2 separate regions of the Homo sapiens genome follow, and region 2 is linked to region 1. Evidence: chromatin loops called from intact Hi-C (ENCODE). Cell type or tissue: OCI-LY7. All regions are shown on one strand. Each heading gives the region's core, and the rest is flanking DNA. Links, peaks and the distances in the headings are about the cores only. Region 1 has its middle 48 kb from the start of WDR19. Region 2 holds the start of TLR10 (toll like receptor 10).

Region 1 (8,511 bases), core at 200-8,199:
TCATTCCCGTAAACCCACAACCTTCCAGTGTGGGCGTTATGGCCATCATGAACATGTCACAGTGCTGCAGAGATTTTATTTATGGCCAGTTTTGGGGTCAGTTTATGGCCAGATTTTGGGGGGCTTGTTCCCAACAACTCAAAGAATTTTAAAATACATAGATGCCTGCACTTCACTCCAGGTGTGACATCTTGGGATGCCAATCCCAGCCAGAACCCAGGTGATTCTAATGTGCAGCCACCTTTAGGAGGATGACCAGGCCCCATTCCACACAATGGTGCCGTAGGCTCCTCTCACACTGCGTCCCTGACTCACCAACTTCTTCAAATCCGGGCCCTTTGTGTTATTCCACGAGCAAACTTTTCAAGCACCCTCAAGCACGTTTACAAGAGCCAGTTATTTACATAATTATGAGATTACAAATAATTCTTTTTTTTTTTCTTTTGAGACAAGGTCTCACTCTGTCTCCCAGGCTGCAGCTTAATGGTGTGATCTCGGCTCACGGCAACCTCCACATCATAGGCTCAAGCAATCCTCCTGCCTCAGCCTCCCAAGTACCTGGGACTACAGGCATGCACTACCATGCCTGGCAAATTTTTGTATTTTTTTTTTTTTTTTGTAGAGATAGCATATCACCATGTTGGCCAGGCTGGTCAAGAACTCCTGGACTCAAGAGATCTGCCTGCCTTGGCCTCCCAAAGTGCTAGGATTACAGGTGTGAGCCACCGTGCCCAGCCTGACATTACAAATCCTTTTTATCTGCTAAAGTTCCCTGAAGACAACTACTAGGTACTTTACTAGTTGTATCAAGCCAGTGCAAGATATACAATTTAATTTATTTTAAAACATCATACCATGTGGAGGTTTCTACTAATTTAGTTGAGCTTTCCCAAATTATACCAAATCAGTGAGGCTGACAAATATCATATTTTTGTAAAAGAAATGGAATATTTTAATTAAAGTTACTTAAAGAGATATTTGTGAGAGTCTAAAATGGATCAGAGCTTTTAAAGCCATGAACAACTCAGCAGACATTGGTTTCTGGGTACCATGTTTGAGTAGATTATTCAGAAGAATCATCCTGCTTAAAACCACCACAAATTCAGAATGAAACATAAAATATGTTATCTTTAAAGCATTAAAGCACAGACAAAATTTTCAGGATTAAGAGGACAAAAATCTAAGTGAAAGCCAACCAGGTGCAGTGGTTCATGCCTGTAATCCTAGCACTTTGGGAGGCCCAGGCAGGATTGCTTGAGCCCAGGAGTTTGAGACCAGCCTGGGGCAACATAGTGACATCTGTCTCTACAAAAAATACAAAAATTAGCCGGGTGTGGTGGTGCATGCTTGTAGTCCCAGCTAGTTAGGAGGCTGAGGTGAGAAGATTGCTTGAGCCTGGGAAGTTGAGGCTCCAGTGAGCCAAGATCACACCACTGCAGTGCAGCCTGGGTGATAGAGCGAGACCCTGTCTCAAAAAAAAAAAAAAAAGAAAAAAATCCAAGTGAAAGGAGAGAAGACTTGGAAAAATAAGCAGAGAACTGAAGCTCTTTTGCCCCAAGGGCATTTGCCAAACTCTCAAAAATTCCCCTTCGGTTCTGTCGACCTCCCAGGGGATGGGATAGAGAACTCAAAACCTAGGATCTGTCCAAGGTGGGAAGATCCTATTTCTATATAGCTGGGACCTCTAAGTACTACAGCTTCGAAGGTAAGGACAAACCAGAAGAACACCTACCTCACTCCCCATTATCAGGAGACTACAAAAAAAGGAAAGGAAATGCATTGGAATGTCCAGGAAGAGGTGACCACAAACCAGTCTCCCCGGAAAGCTGCAGCCCAGATTCACGTTACTTGAAAAAGGAATCTGAATAATCCTATTTATTTAAAGAAAATCTTCCCACAAAGAAAACTCTAAACTGGGCGTGTTGGCTCACTCTTGTAATCCCAGCACTTTGGAAAGCTGAGGCGGGTGAATCACTTGAGCTCACAAGTTCGAGACCAGTCTGGGCAAAATGGCAAAACTCTGTCTCTACTAAAAATAAAAAAAGTGGCCAGGTGCCATGGTGCGCACCTGTAGTCCCAGCTACTTAGGAGGCTGAGTTGGGAGGCTCACTTGAGCCCAGGAGCAGAGGTTGCAGTAAGCCGAGATCACCGCACTGCACTCCAGCCTGGGCGACAGAGTGAGACCTCATCTCAAAGAAAAAAAAAAAAGAAAGGAAAAGAAAACTCTAGGCCTTGATATTTTCATTGTCATTTTCTACCAGTCAAGGAAGACTATCTTTCTGAAAGGTATTTAAGCAGAAAAATAAATGCCCACAGAAAATAGCACAAGGGAAACGCCCTAGCTACACAATTTTAGTACATTTCTCATTCATATTCCCTTCAACAATGCTAAAACGTGTTCATTTCATTACACTAAGCAATTCTATAATTACTCAAAATATGGTGAAAGACTTTCTTCTCTAATTCTATCTAGTCTTTCATATTGCTCACTATATTGACTGCCATTACTATAATCTGTTAAATAATGAGCATTTCAGAAAGTATTGTAATACCTAAAAATGTTAAATGATAGTCTAGTCGCAGGAATCAAAACCACAGTCCATCCACATCTGCACACTGGTGACAAGTCGTCTGACCATAATAAAATAATAACTTAATATTATATATTTTAATAGTCATAATTTTAAAATTATTCTCTCTTGTTAGTAATAAAAATTATTCAGGTCAATTTTTCTTTGGCTTATCCAGCAGATGTTTTAGATTAAATCAAAGTGTTAAAAATTATGCTAATTTATGATTCTTGGTTGTTTGCTGATACTGCATAGTTAATGGTATTTAGCACATTGTCATTTTTTCAACTAATTACATTGTGCTTTAAGATTTGAGCTAAAGATTTTTTTGCACTGAATTATGTACATTCATATAATAACCTGTGAGTATAGACTCCCAGGGAGCCAGGTAGAACTATTCAATTAAAGTTCATGATAAAAATGTGATAAGTATTATTGGCATAAGGAATATACTTAAAATTAAGGGTTTCATCTGTATGACTCACACCTGTAACCCAAGTGCTTTGGGAGGCTGAGGCAGGAGGATTGCTTGAGGCCAGGAGTTCAAAACCAGCCTGGACAACATAGCAAGACCCCATTTCCTAAAAAAAAAAAAAAAAGTTTTTAATTAAAAAAAAATTTTTTATCTGTAGTAAGGCAAAGTTCCCAAACAAATACATATTTAAATGAGCACCTTTCTGAAGGACAAAGATAGAGAAAAATGCCCAATATAATATTATACCTCAGCATTCTAGGTCAAAAGACCTAGAAACTATAGCTCTATAGTCAGCAAACTACAGCCCACAGGTCAACTCTGTCTGCTATTTGTTTTTATAAATAAAGTTTTATTGGAACACAGACATGCTCATTTGTTGATGTCTGTAGCAGCTTTTGTGTTATGACAACAAAGTTGAATAGCTGTGACAGCGACTATATCTTTTTCTTGACATTTACAGAAAACATTTCCAACCTGTGCATGGGGGATCATTCTTCCGTCACCTAGAATATGAGGCCTCCGAGAGGATGAGAATGAGGGAAAAAACTACAAAGAAAATGGTAGCAAATACTAGCAAAGAAAATGGTAAGCCAAGGTAAAGCTTCCAATGATAAGAAAGTAATTGAAAGAAGAGAGCATGGGGTGAAAGACCGAGGAATGAGGGCCTGAGCTCCACATGTCAGGGCCACCCTGAGAAAGTCTCTAAGAGCCTCTGAGAAAGTTTTCTCTGGGTCTGAAAACAATTAGGGACTATCTTAGCTGTGGAGGCACCTAAGTGAAATTGAGTTAAAAATTCATATTTTATTAAATTGCTTTAGACTTGTTCATTTGATTATTTTAACATAGGGAGGTTGAGTCAACTTGATATGTGACAGACACTGTACTAAGTAAGCATTTCATATGTATGTTAACTCATTTAATTTTTACAACAGCTGTATGAAGTAGATATGACTATTCCCAGTTAATGATACGCAAACTAGCTAGTAAATGTCAGAGCCAAATTTCAAAACCAACCAGATCTGTATGACCTTAGAGCCTTTTAAAAAATCTTTGCAAGATTGCTACATGGAGGTGAGTTTAAGCTGTCTACATTACACAGGATGATACATACTTGATGCCAAGATACATCCTCACCACATCTGTGCTACATTTTAAGTTTTTACTTTTAGTGAGTAGAAACAGGCTATATAATTCTGCCTATGGTGTGCCTGAATGGATACACACACAGAGAGGTTTCATAAGTGCCTTTCTATTTTCTTTTTAAATATGTTCTGTGAAAGGACAAAAGAAGGGCATTTTAGAAAGGATGGCATAGTTAATGACTTGGGTGCAGAGGGCTGTTGCTGTCAATAAAGCAGAGAGCAGGGATGCTGAGTGGAGCAGTCATGAATGGAAATGAGAGCATGAGCCATTAGCAGGAAGTCATAAACCCATTATTAGAAGTTTCATGTCATTGAAGGGAGCCAAATGCTTTACAATTCTAAGGACTATGAATAGCCACCTAAGGAGGATGCGTCTGCTGCTGTGATGTATCAGACAGAGTCCAGTTGGGAGACAGAAATCACAGGGTAATCTGAACAGGGAAGATTTTAAATAAATAATCATGTCCCATAACAGAGGATTGGACTCAGAAAGGATTGGCTGGTTATCAGGATCTGAGATTTGCTTTTGCCCTACTGGAGCTAATAAGCTGACCTGTTATGGTTTCATGGATGCTGGCAGAAGACATCCATGGGTTGAAGGAAAAGGATTTTATTACTGAAGGCACAGAAAGCAGTAGGAATATCGTGTTGGGGTCACTTCCCTGTGCCCTTCAATTCCCACAGGAACAAGACAGAGGATCCCAGGTGGAAATCCACGGAGCTTGGGAAATCCACTGCTTTTATAGTAAGTGGTAGGCTATCCTGCTCTTTGTCCTGGAGATTTCTCGCTGCAAACACAACCCTGAGAAATGGCCCAGCTAATCAGTAGTGGGCGGGGACGCTCAGAACCCGCAGCAGAGTGCCTCTCCCCTTCCTTCTGCAATGTCTCCAGCACCCTCTACCGACAAAATTAGCACTGTGCAGACTGGCGAAGGAGAAAAAGGCTCATGTCCACGTTGACTGAGCAGGTAATGAAGACTGGATTTGTAGATGAGAAGCACTAATTAAAAACTGGTGTGGGCCGGGCGCGGTGGCTCATGCCTGTAATCCTAGCACTTTGGGAGGCCATGGCGGGTGGATCACCTGAAGTCAGGAGTTCGAGACCAGCCTGGCCAAGGTGGTGAAACCCTGTCTCTACTAAAAATACAAAAATTAGCCGGACGTGTTGGTGCGCTCCTGTAATCCCAGCTACTTGGGAGGCTGAGGCAGGAGAATCACTTGAACCTGGGGGGCAGAGGTTGCAGTAAGCCGAAATCACACCATTGCACTCCAGCCTGGGCAACAAGAGCAAAACTCCATCTCAAAAAACAAACAAACTGGCGTATATGTTTATCAGCAGTACCAGACACGGCCGAATTATGATATGGTCCAAAAAGGGACAGTGATTCAATTCATTCTAACACGTGTGTGTGTGTGTGTGTGTGTGTGTGTGTGTGTGAGATCGCCACTATGTTCTCAGAGCTAAGGTAGCTCAAAGACATGAAAAAAAATCTACTCAAAACATAGATAGTACTTAAATAATTTAAAGTTTATTTTTAAAAATCATTTCCCTTCCTTAATAATAATAATTTTTTTTTTAACTGAGTCTTTCTCTGTCACCCAGGCTGGAGTCAGTGACATGATCTCTGCTCACTGCAACCTCCACCTGCCGGGTTCAAGAGATTCTCCTGTCTCAGCCTCCCGAGTAGCTGGGATTACAGGTGCCCACCACCAAGTCTGGCTAATTTTTGTATTTTTAGTAGAGACGCGGTTTCACCATGTTGGCCAGGCTGGTCTCCAACTCCTGACCTCAGGTGATCTGCCTGCCTCAGCCTCCCAAAGTGCTGCGATTATAGGCGTGAGCCACCATACCCAGCCCCTTCCTTAATAATTCAGGCCTAAAGCCATTAGGTAGTGTATAGGAAGGATGGCATCCACAGTGGTGTCGAGAGGACTCATGGTGACCCAATGTGGGGTATTGGAGTCCAAGCAGGGTGAAGAGGGTGGGCTACAGGGTGGGTGACCTGGCACAGGGTCTCAGACCCCCATCAGAGTAAGGACAGCGTCCACACAGCACGGCAGCCTGGCCCGGACTGTCAGAGCCTGAGTAGGATGAGGGAGATATCCACACCTGAGAACAGCCCAGCACCTGGGGGATTAGAGCCTGGGCACGATGGGGAAGGTGCCTGTCCAGGGGACAGCCTGCAGTGGCTAGTTAGCCAGGGCCCAGGGAGGGAGAGGACAGCACCCCTGTGCATGGTGTGGGCTTTCAGAGCCCAAGCGTTGCAAGGAGGCCATCCACGACGGAGAACTGCCTGGAAAGGAGAGTGAGAGCCAAGCAGGAAAACATGGGCATCTGGGCCGGAGTGGGTGTGGTAGCAGAAATTGGAGATTGTTTCCATAGAAGATTGATCAAACTAGTAATTATCTTAAGGAAAATGAAAGACAAGGTTTTCACTGTTGGAGAAGGAAGTTACAAATACAGCAGAGGAAAAAACAAGGATGACCCCCGTGGTGTTGAATTGGAATTCGGCATATTGTTGTAAACTCACGGTTTTCAAGATAGAGATAATAGATTAATAAATACATATGCAAATATGTGCGTGTGTGTGTATAGAAAGATAAGTAGACAGATATAGACCAACAGATATTCCTTAGGTAGACAGATACAGACCAACAGATATTCCTTAACTCTGAACTGAGCCAGCCTGAGAATAGCAATAAACACACCTCATGTCCAGGTCTTGGCTTCTAAATACCAATTTTTACAAAAAAAAAAAGAATGATCTTCACTTTGGGAGGCCAAAGTGGGGAGGATCACTTGAGCCCAGGAGTTTGAGACCATCCTGGGCAATATAGTGAGTCCCTGTCTCTACAAAAAATAAATAAAAAATTATCTGAGCATGGTGGTGCACACCTGTAGTCCCAGCTACTTGGGAGGCTGAGGTGGGAAGATTGAGCCCAGGAGGTCGAGGCTGCAGTGAACCCTGATCACGTTGCTGCACCCCAGCCTGGGTGATGGAATGAGACCCTGTCTCAAACAAAAACAAACAAACAAAGAATAAAATATCTTGGAGAAATGGCTGATTCCAGAGCTGGGGCATGGAAAATACAAGGTGAACCGGGAACATCTTACCATCTAACCAAAAAACGAGGTTGTGCTCAAAGACTGATGAAGACATTGTGGCCCAGTTGGATGGGCTTCCACTGGCCAAATAGGAGACAATTTAAGCATAAAAATAAATAAGATCTAATAGCCAGCATCTATATGGAACTTAAACAAATTTACAAGAAAAAAACAACTCCATTAAAAAGTGGGCAAAGGACAAGAACGGACACTTTTCAAGAGAAGACATACATGCACCAAGAATCCATGAAAAAAAGCTCAGCATCACTGATCATTACAGAAAAGCAAATCAAAACCACAATGAGATACCATCTCACACCACACTATTATTACAAAGTCAAAGAATAACAGATGCTGGCAAGGAAAAAGGAGCACTTATACACTGAAGTGCTCCTTTTACACACAAGTTACACACAAGTGAAAAAGCACTTATGCACTGTTGGTGGGAGTGTAAATTAGTTCAGCCATTGTGGAAGATGGTGTGGTGATTCCTCAAAGACCTAAAAACAGAAATACCATTTGACCCAGCAATACCATTACTGGGTATATACTCGAAGGAACAGAAATCATTCTATTATAAAGACATATGCACATGTATGTTCATCGCAGCACTATTCACAATAGCAAAGACATGGAATCACCCTAAATGCCCATCAATGATAGACTGAATAAAGAAAATGTAATACATGCACACCATGGAATACTATGCAGCCATAAAAAATAATGAGACCATGTCCTTTGCAGGGACACGGATGGAGCTGGAGGCCATTATCCTTAGCAAACTAACACAGGAACAGAAAACCAAATACTGGATGTTCTCACTTATAAGTAGGAGCTAAATGATGAGAACTCATGGACACATAGAGGGGAACAACATACACTGGGGCCTAATGGAGGGTGGAGGGTGGGAGGAGGGAGAGGATCAGGAAAAATAGCTAATGGGTACTAGGCTTAATACCTGAGTGATTAATTAATCTGTACAAGAAACCTCCATGACACAAGTATACCTATGTCACAAACCTGCACATGTACCCCTGAACTTAAAATAAGTTAAAAAAATTAAATTAAAAAATGAGAACCATGAACTATAACCATTTGAATAAAATAGGAACGCATATAAATATAAATAAAATAAATACATAAATTGAAAGTTTGATGAGGAACAAGATGTTTACATCGTTTTAAAGTAGCTCCCCCCAAATATTTATTTTTTTCAAA
Region 2 (8,511 bases), core at 225-8,224, 350 kb before region 1:
CAATTTAACTCTACGTGTCCCCACACCAGGCTCTCTGAAGGCACCAAGAGCAGGTGATAAGTTAGTGGGGGAGTTTTTCTGCTTCCATTTGTATGTATCTGTTACACATTGACCCTCAACCTCCCTCAGACAGGTCACTCCCATAGACAAGCAGAGGGAGCAAAAGATATGCTCAACAGAAAGAGGATGGGTTAGAGAGAATTCTCTGTGCGTGTCATGTTCCCATCATTCTGAAAGCCTGGATGGGAGGTGAGGGAGGCAGTGGGCACGCCCATCCACAGGAATGCACACAAACATGGCAGGGTAACAAAGGTGGGGCAGAATCAAAACATAAGGCCACTTAGAATGTTACCTCTCTCTCATCTGTATTTCTCTTTCTCTAGAACCTTCCCAAGTCTGGTTTTTTTCTTGAAGTGAAGAAATTCCAGAAAACCTATGGAGAGTAGGGAGTGAGAGGGCCACTCCCAAGTTTTCCATTAGCTGCTGATACTAGTAAAGGAGAGAGAGCATCTTATCTCTTATCTTGGGAACACATATGATCATAGTTTCTTTGTGTGAACTCCCTTACAATGTAAACTTGGAGAATTCCTTTGTAAAAATATTAATTATCCACATTGATCATATAATTTTTATATTTCATAAACTATTGTTTCTGGTAAGTGTTCTCAAATATCTTGGAGAAAAAGCAATCATTTTGGTAAGGTCACCACATTTAGATGATTTCTCAAAACACCAACTTTTAAAAACGTGGTCAAATGACTTAAGATGCCTCCGGCCGTATTTTTCTTTGCTGACATTTCAGTGACTCCCTAGAGTGTAATGTATACTAAAATATTATACTGCATTAATATGTAAATATAACACAGGATAATTATCAGAAAAAACAGGTGAATATTCTATTTAATTAACTTAGTTCCTGCTGGATTTTTGAACTGTTATATATTTAAGAGTAAGTTTTCTACATCTACTTTTAAATATTTCTAATAGAAAATCAGTTTACAACTGTGGCCTGGAAGTGTAATTACTACTCAAATTATTGTGTTCATAGTATCCAATGTATAATGATAAACTTTATATTTTCTTTCAGTTTTCTTAAAACTATACATTAAAATTCAGAATATCTTAATTTCCATGCCACTAGATGCAGAAAATAATTTTCCATGAATTCATGATCTCTTCTGAATGACCTCTTAGTAAATAAACTTTCATTCATTTGCTTGTCACCTGTCCCTTCTCTGTTCATTCCCGTGGTAGCTGTCTGTCTTGTTCACTTCTGTATCCTCAGCATGTAGCATAGTGCTTGACACATGGTGCCTGCTCATTACTGCTTGTTGAATGCACATATGAATGAATGAATCCTTGTATGTATGAATTTCAACGTTTTAATCCTTAGTACAACGTGATGCATAATATGCTCTCATAAATATGTGTTGAATGAATGAATTTATGTTGTGAATTCCTGATACAGTGCAGGGCATGATGGTTGAAGAATGAGTTTGGTAGGCCTGGCGCGGTGGCTCAGGCCTGTAATCCCAGCACTTTGGGAGGCTGAGGCAGGTGGATCACAAAGTAAGGAGATCAAGACCATCCTGGCTAACATGGTGAAACCCTGTCTCTACTAAAAAAATACAAAAAATTAGCTGAGCGTGGTGGCATGTGCCTGTAGTCCCAGCTACTCGGGAGGCTGAGGCAGGATAATCACTTGAACCCAAAAGGTGGAGGTTGCAGTGAGCTGAGATGCCACCACTGCACTCCAGCCTGGGCAACAGAGCAAGACTCAGTTTCAAAAAAAAAAAGAATAAGTTTGGTTTTAGTGATTGATGGATCTGTGTTCAAATCCAATGTTAACCATTCATCCACTCATTAGCTATGTACTCGGACCATTTATTTAATCTCTGAAAGATCTGGTTTTGTCATCTGTAAAATGGAGCTTGTGAAGAGGCATAAGACAATGTATGTAAGTCACTTAGTACCATGCCTAGCATATCACACTTAATAAATGGTGGCAGTTATCAGGTCAAGACTCGGGTGAAGCAAGGAAGGCATAAATGTTAAGGGGGTCCCAAGGAACTCAGTAATCAAGATAATGTTTACATGAAATATTTTTAAAAATGAAAATTAATGCAAAAATCTATGTTGAACAAAATATCGAAATTTTTCATAAAGACAGGATCAGTATTGCTGATTGTTTCTTTTGCCTCAGGCTCTATTATGGCTTGATAGGACCCTGGCAGTTATAATCATTAGGTTGACAAAGGTGCTTTTAATGTTATCCTCTCATAGAGTGCTTAATTTGTAGCAATTGACTTTAAGCTTCTAGGTCTTAGAGCCATGGCCCCTTAAGAATGCAGCAGAATCTAACCCAGTTGCTTTAGCTGGAACTCTGCGCTGAGAAGTCAGAGTTTCTATCTCTTACCCACTTCTTCCCCCTGCCCAATACCACAGTCTTATCTGGGACTACAATGGGAGAGGAACTCTTTTTGAACTTCTCTTAATATAACAATAGTAAAGGTCCTATCTCTCAGGCAATACTTATGCATTATGACATTTTATAAAAACAACTTTTACATAGAGACAGGGTCTCACTATGTTGCCAAGGCTGCTCTTAAACTCCTGGCCTCCAGCAATCTTCCCACCTCAGCCTCCCAAATGGGTGTGATTAGAGGTGTGAGCCACTGTGCTTGGCCTCATTAAAGCAATTTTAAAAGTAGGACATACACTTTTTTTTTTTTTTGAGATGGAGTCTCGCTCTGTTGCCCAGGCTGGAGTAAAGTGGTATGATCTCAGCTCACTGCAAGCTCCACCTCCCAGGTTCAAGCGATTCTCCTGCCGCAGCCTCCTGAGTAGCTGGGATTACAGGCACCTGCCATCACACCCGGCTAATTTTTGTATTTTTAGTAGAGATGGGGTTTCACCATGTTGGTGATGTAGTCTATAAATAGTATATATATGTTAATATCATATCCCTACTACTACGTTAAAAGCAGGTAAAAAACAGAGAATGACCTTCCTTAATACATCTTTAATATCTTATAATTTAAAAGTCCAAGTCAAAAGACATCATCAAATGACAACTAGTGTTTTACCAAAGAATATTTAATCATCTAATTTATCTTTTCCCAATGATATAAAGAAATAGAAAAGAGATTAAGAACCTATTGAATGTTGAATGATCTTTGCAACATAAGAGTAAGAATGACTTCTTTTCAGTATTTCCTACGTGTCTGACATGGAGCTAAGTGTTTTATGTCCATTACCTTGTTTAATCCCTCAATGACTCAACAAAATGGCGGCCATTATTATTCATATTTTACAGATGGAGGAGCTAAAGCCCAGAGGTAAAGTAACTTGCCCAAGATGACCAACTGAAGAAGCAGAGATTTGAACCCAGACCTGTCTGGTTCCTTCTGGATGGTAACTAAACCCAAATGCAAGGCACCTCAAACCTTGAAATGAGGTGGCTTAAGATGTAACGACATCCTAAGGACCGAATCACTGAGGTTGAATCCATTGATCTGACCAGCTGCCATGGCGGCCACTTCCTCCTTTCTCACCCCATGCCCCTGTCTATGAAGCTTCATGCAGCTGCTGTGGGACACTCTGCTAGGTGCCACAAAGTTCAAGAGACTTTGCCTACATGTATAAATATATTCTTAGGAAAGTTATAAGTTCACAAGAATTGAAATAAAACTCGAAGTGCATCCTATTCCTAATTAATAGCTCAGTGTAGGTGGTCTGGGAGAAAGCTTATCAAGAAACCAAATGCTCACAGGTTGTTAACCATCCTCTTCTTTACAGCAACCACATATGGCCCTCTTTGTCCACTTCTGAAGGAAACGGAATAAGAACTGCATTGTACAAGATCCATCAGATCTGCCCCTACTTTTAAACAGGTAACACAAATGCAGAACTTTTCAACGGGGTAAAGGAGCAACAAATATGCCTTAAATAGCCAAAGGTTTCATCCAGCAGAGGTTAACATACGCTGTGGGGAAATAAGAGCTAGAAAAAACTTGCCACAGTGCATAGGACCGTTCAATCTGAATAGAAGAGCTGACCAGGTTTGATCCGCAATCAGTGAAAAGAAACCCACGCTCTCAAGCATCTGCAAGAAATTCCTCAGATCAATAGCCCCAAGGTCACTAATCATTAATCTAGACAAAATAGTAAATACTAAAAATCTAAATAACCCTACTTCCCTCCCCTCAATATTAGCTCAAATTATCTCCTTTTTAGAAAATACCCATGCAGCCCTTATATCTTTTTAATGAGAGTTACAACAAACAAAGCTAAGGTTCTTACCCCACGGCTTGCACTCTCTCAGCAGAGCTGCAGGTGCGTGGATGATTCGTTGACACGGTCAGAATTGGCTGCAGGAGGGAATTGAATCGAGGTTTTCTGTAAAGCTTAAACCCCATCCGCCCTCTTCTGCATGCTACTGGTATTGCATGTTATATATATTCATTATAATCTTAGCACTTTTTTAAATTGTGGTCAAATACACATAACATAGGAGTTATCATGCTCACCATCTTTCTATTTTTATTTTTATTTTTATTTTTTTTGAGGTAGGGTCTCACTTTGTCACCCAGGCTGGAGTGCAGTGGTGTGATCACTGCTCACTGCAGCCTTGACCTCTTGCGCTAAAGCCCGCAAGAGGCTGGGCTTCTCAGTCCCGCAAATGTCTGGGACTACAGGCGCTCACCAACTGGCCTGGCTAAGTTTTTTGTATTTTTTGTAGAGACGGGGTTTCGCCAGTTGCCCAGGCTGGTCTTGAACTCCTGAGCTCAAGTGATCTGCCTGTCTCGGCCTCCCAAAGTGCTAGGATTACGGTGTGAGCCACCGCGCCTGACCTTAAGCATTTTTAAATGTACAATTTAGTGGCATTAATTAAGTACATTCACACTGTTGTGCAACCACCACCACTGCCCATCTCCAAAGATTTTTCGTCATCCCAAACTGAAATTCTATGCCATTAAAAAATAATTTCCCATTTTCCCCTTCCCTCAGACCCTGGAAACTATAATTCTACTTTCTGTCTGTGTGAATTTGACTACTCTAGGTACCTCATGTCCGTGGAGTTATACCATATTTGGTTTTTTGTGACTGGCTTATTTCATTGAGCATAATGTCTTTAAGGTTCATCCATATCATTTCTATTATTATTACATAGAATAATAGAATCTTTCCTTCCTTTTTTAAGGCTGAATACTATTTTGTTGTATGTACGTCCCACATTTTGTTCATTCATTCATCCATCAATGGACATTTGGGTAGTTTTCACCTTTTGGCTCTTGTGAATAATGCTGCTGTGAACGTGGTGCACAAATATCTATTTAAGTTGGTACTTAACATTCTTTTGAGTCTATACCTAGAAGTGGAATTCACGGATCGTATGACCATTCTGTTTAATTTTTTGCAGAACTACCATACTGGTTTTCCACAGCATCTTAGAGCTCTTTGATGATGCTTTTCTTCAAGGTGCAGGTCGGTTATCCCTTTCATCAGTTGGGTGGGGCAGTCATGTGATGATGGGCAGGAGTAGGAATGGTGACTCCATAATTTCAGCAATCAGGCAGGAAGAGGGTGGAAAGGAGTTATCTAGAGCAGTGGTCCCCAACCCCTGGGCCACAGACAGGTACCAGTTCATGGCCTGTTAGGAACCGAGCCACACAGCAGGAGGTGAGTGGTGGGTAAGCAAATGAAGCTTCATCTGTATTTACAGTCGCTCCCCATCGCTTGCATTACCACCTGAGCTCCACACCCTGTCATATCAGTGGCAGCATTAGATTCTCATAGGAGCTTGGACCCTACTGTGAGCTGCATATGGGAGGGATCTAGGTTGCGTGCTCCTTATGAGAATCTAATGTCTGATGATCTGTCACTGCTTCCCATCATGTCAGATGGGACCATCTAGTTGCAGGAAAACAGGCTCAGGGCTTCCACTGATTCTACATTATGGTGAGTTGTATAATTATTTCATTATATATTACAATGTCATAATAATAGAAATAAAGTGCACAATAAATGTAATGTGCTTGAATCATCCCGAAACCATCTCTCCTCCATCTCCAAACCCGGTCTGTGGAAAAACTGTCTTCCATGAAATTGGTCCTGGTGCCAAAAAGATTGGAGACCTCTGACCTAGAGGCCTTTTCTTGAAGTGAAGTGGTAAAATAAGCATGGTATTTTTTAAAATGTAGATCGCAAAGTACGGATCAATTTTTAAAGCAACATTTTTGAGGTTTTTTTCATACTTGACTTAAGATTTAGGTGACTGCTGGAGATCACGAGTAAAGAAGAAAATTTCCAGATGGATTTGTCTACAGGAGGAATGATCAATTTAAACATGAATGATTATAATAGATTTATGTCTTATAAAATTGGGGAGTGGGTGGGTTCTTAAAATACATTTTTTAACTATCATATTGGGGTTTTTAAATTTAAAATGTAGTCCATGTATTTCCACATATATTGTAGGGGGAAATCACACAAAATATAAATAACTGTAAAAAGAAAAACAACAGCAAAACAAAACCAGCTCTGCTCCTCACCTAAACATATACAAACATGTCTATATTACACAAACGTAGGAAGACAGGAACACCCGTCAGGAACGTTGGAGAGGGGATTCCCAGCTTGTTGGATGAACTAAGCTCTAAAATCTTTTTCATTTCAGAAATTCTCAAATTACTATGATCAGCACACTCACACTGTATATTGCCCTCTCAAGGAAAAATAATCACTTGGGGTTTTTGTTGTCCAAAGACATATTCTTCCTTTCCCCAGAGACCAACATGTTTAAATACTTTATTGTCAGAAAACGGAGAAGTTTTCTTTAAGTGTTTTTACATTTGTTTACCAAAAACAAGTTGAGCCAAGTAGAGTTGTTGCTTGTGTCATCTAATCATCATCATTAAGCTTGCATTTACTTCCTAAGTGCAGATAGTATTGCACACAAGATATTGGCTAATCACCACCACAAACTACATAGAACATATACTTTATTCCCATTCGCCAGATGGAAAAACTGGTTGAGAGAGAACAAAAAACTTGCACAAGGTCATCATCCAATAGGGGAGGGAGCCAAGATTCAAAACTAAGTAAGTCTGGTTCCAAAGCCCACAATTTTTTCACGACTCCAGATGCCCAAGAGGTTATGTAATACTCTCTCTGCCTTCACCTGAGATTTCTAAAACGTTTAAATCTTTATTCACAACTAGCAACCAAGAATAGTATGCTCAGAACCATATGTGCTGATAACTTTAAGATGTAATATTTTTATTCCTTTTTAAAAAACTTCCCCCTGCCCCTACACACATGCATGCACGCAGGCACGCGCACACACACGCACGCACACACACAAACACACAAACACACATTTCCCTCCTATGTCTTCCTCTGATACCAGACGTGGGCCAGCTGTGATTCTGCCTTCATATATGTTGCAATGAACAGAGAACCTTGGGTTACCACAAGGGGATGGAGGTTTATTTTAAAGACACTAGAGGCTGTAAGGAAACACAGCAGCACAGCCAGGCCCTCTAGAGACCTGGAGCAGTGGCTTCTGGGGACTCCCAGAGCAGCCGTGGTGGTCAGGCTGTCTGGTTGGGCTGCTCTCCACTTTAGCTATGACTTGACTTCTCTTTGACTCTTCCTCAATCTGCTTCTCTTTCTATTCCCCACTTCTCTTTATTGCTGCCTTTGCTTCTATATGTGTCTTCCTACAGCCTTTTCCCAGGCTCATGGCTTACAGTCAAGGGCTGAGGCCCGCTCTGAGAATACTTCCCCCAAGAAGGGAAATCTGATCAGATCTTTGCCTCACTATGCAAGATGGAGCGTCTCTATTGGGCAGAGGATTCATGACCACCTTACAGGCGGCTAGCTTATTTTATTTTTATTATTATTTTGAGATAGAGTCTTGCTCTGCTGCCCAGGCTGGAGTGCAGTGGCATGATCTCAGCTCACTGCAACCTCCTCCTCCTGGGTTCAAGTGATTCTCCTGCCTCAGCCTCCCAAATAGCTGGGATCACAGGCATGTGCCACCATGCTCGACTAAGTTTTGTATTTTTAGTAGAGATGGGGTTTGCCATCTTGGCCAGGCTGGTCTTGAACTCCTGACCTCAGGTGACCCACTCACCTCGGCCTCCCAAAGTGCTGGGATTACAGGTATGAGCCACCGCACCCAGTCTATTTTTATAGTTCTTGCCTTTAAGAGGGCCTTGGTCCCTGATCCAGGCAGGTAGGAAAGTTACATGACCTAGAGCTGCTCACGGGTAGAAGAAAGGGCCTGGGCTTGCATTCTCCCTAAGAGCACTGCGGGTGGTTCAGGGTCTAGTGTGGAGCACGTGTTAGCTGGGGAAAGCTCCTTTACTTTAATTACTGGTATCAGTAAGTGAAAATAGTAACAACTTTTTTTTTTTCTGAATCCTATTTCTGAAAAATAAATGAAAAGTAATAAAATTCTCACATGGTTAGAAAATTTAAATCATTTGTCATTCATTTACTACA

The links. Hi-C counts contacts between places; a loop is a spot of excess contacts. Peaks named below come from ENCODE experiments on the same cell type or tissue, not always from the same donor. Only the 100,000 strongest peaks of a DNase experiment are listed, where the experiment ranks them.
Region 2: it touches region 1 in a loop (2.5-fold over the local background); 3 of 110 quality-filtered maps call a loop at or near these places.

The regions. Positions count from the first base shown.
Region 1 is chr4:39,130,416-39,138,926 of GRCh38, forward strand. It overlaps a transcript of KLHL5 not described here. Among named protein-coding and RNA genes, the nearest start is that of WDR19, 48 kb to the right of the region's middle. RefSeq lists a silencer at 5,147-5,196. In OCI-LY7, for the core only: a CTCF peak has its summit at 5,089 (motif pointing left); DNase peaks (open chromatin) are centred at 4,486 and 5,076; H3K4me3 peaks cover 541 bases; H3K27ac peaks cover 932 bases.
Region 2 is chr4:38,778,619-38,787,129 of GRCh38, forward strand. TLR10 (toll like receptor 10) reads right to left here and starts at 4,372. Exons shown (of 4, transcript NM_030956.4): 1 at 4,303-4,372. RefSeq lists enhancers at 147-316, 3,252-3,461, 3,524-3,693. In OCI-LY7, for the core only: CTCF peaks have their summits at 4,431 and 4,636; DNase peaks (open chromatin) are centred at 3,293, 3,543, 3,983, 4,373 and 2 weaker places; H3K4me3 peaks cover 3,401 bases; H3K27ac peaks cover 3,364 bases.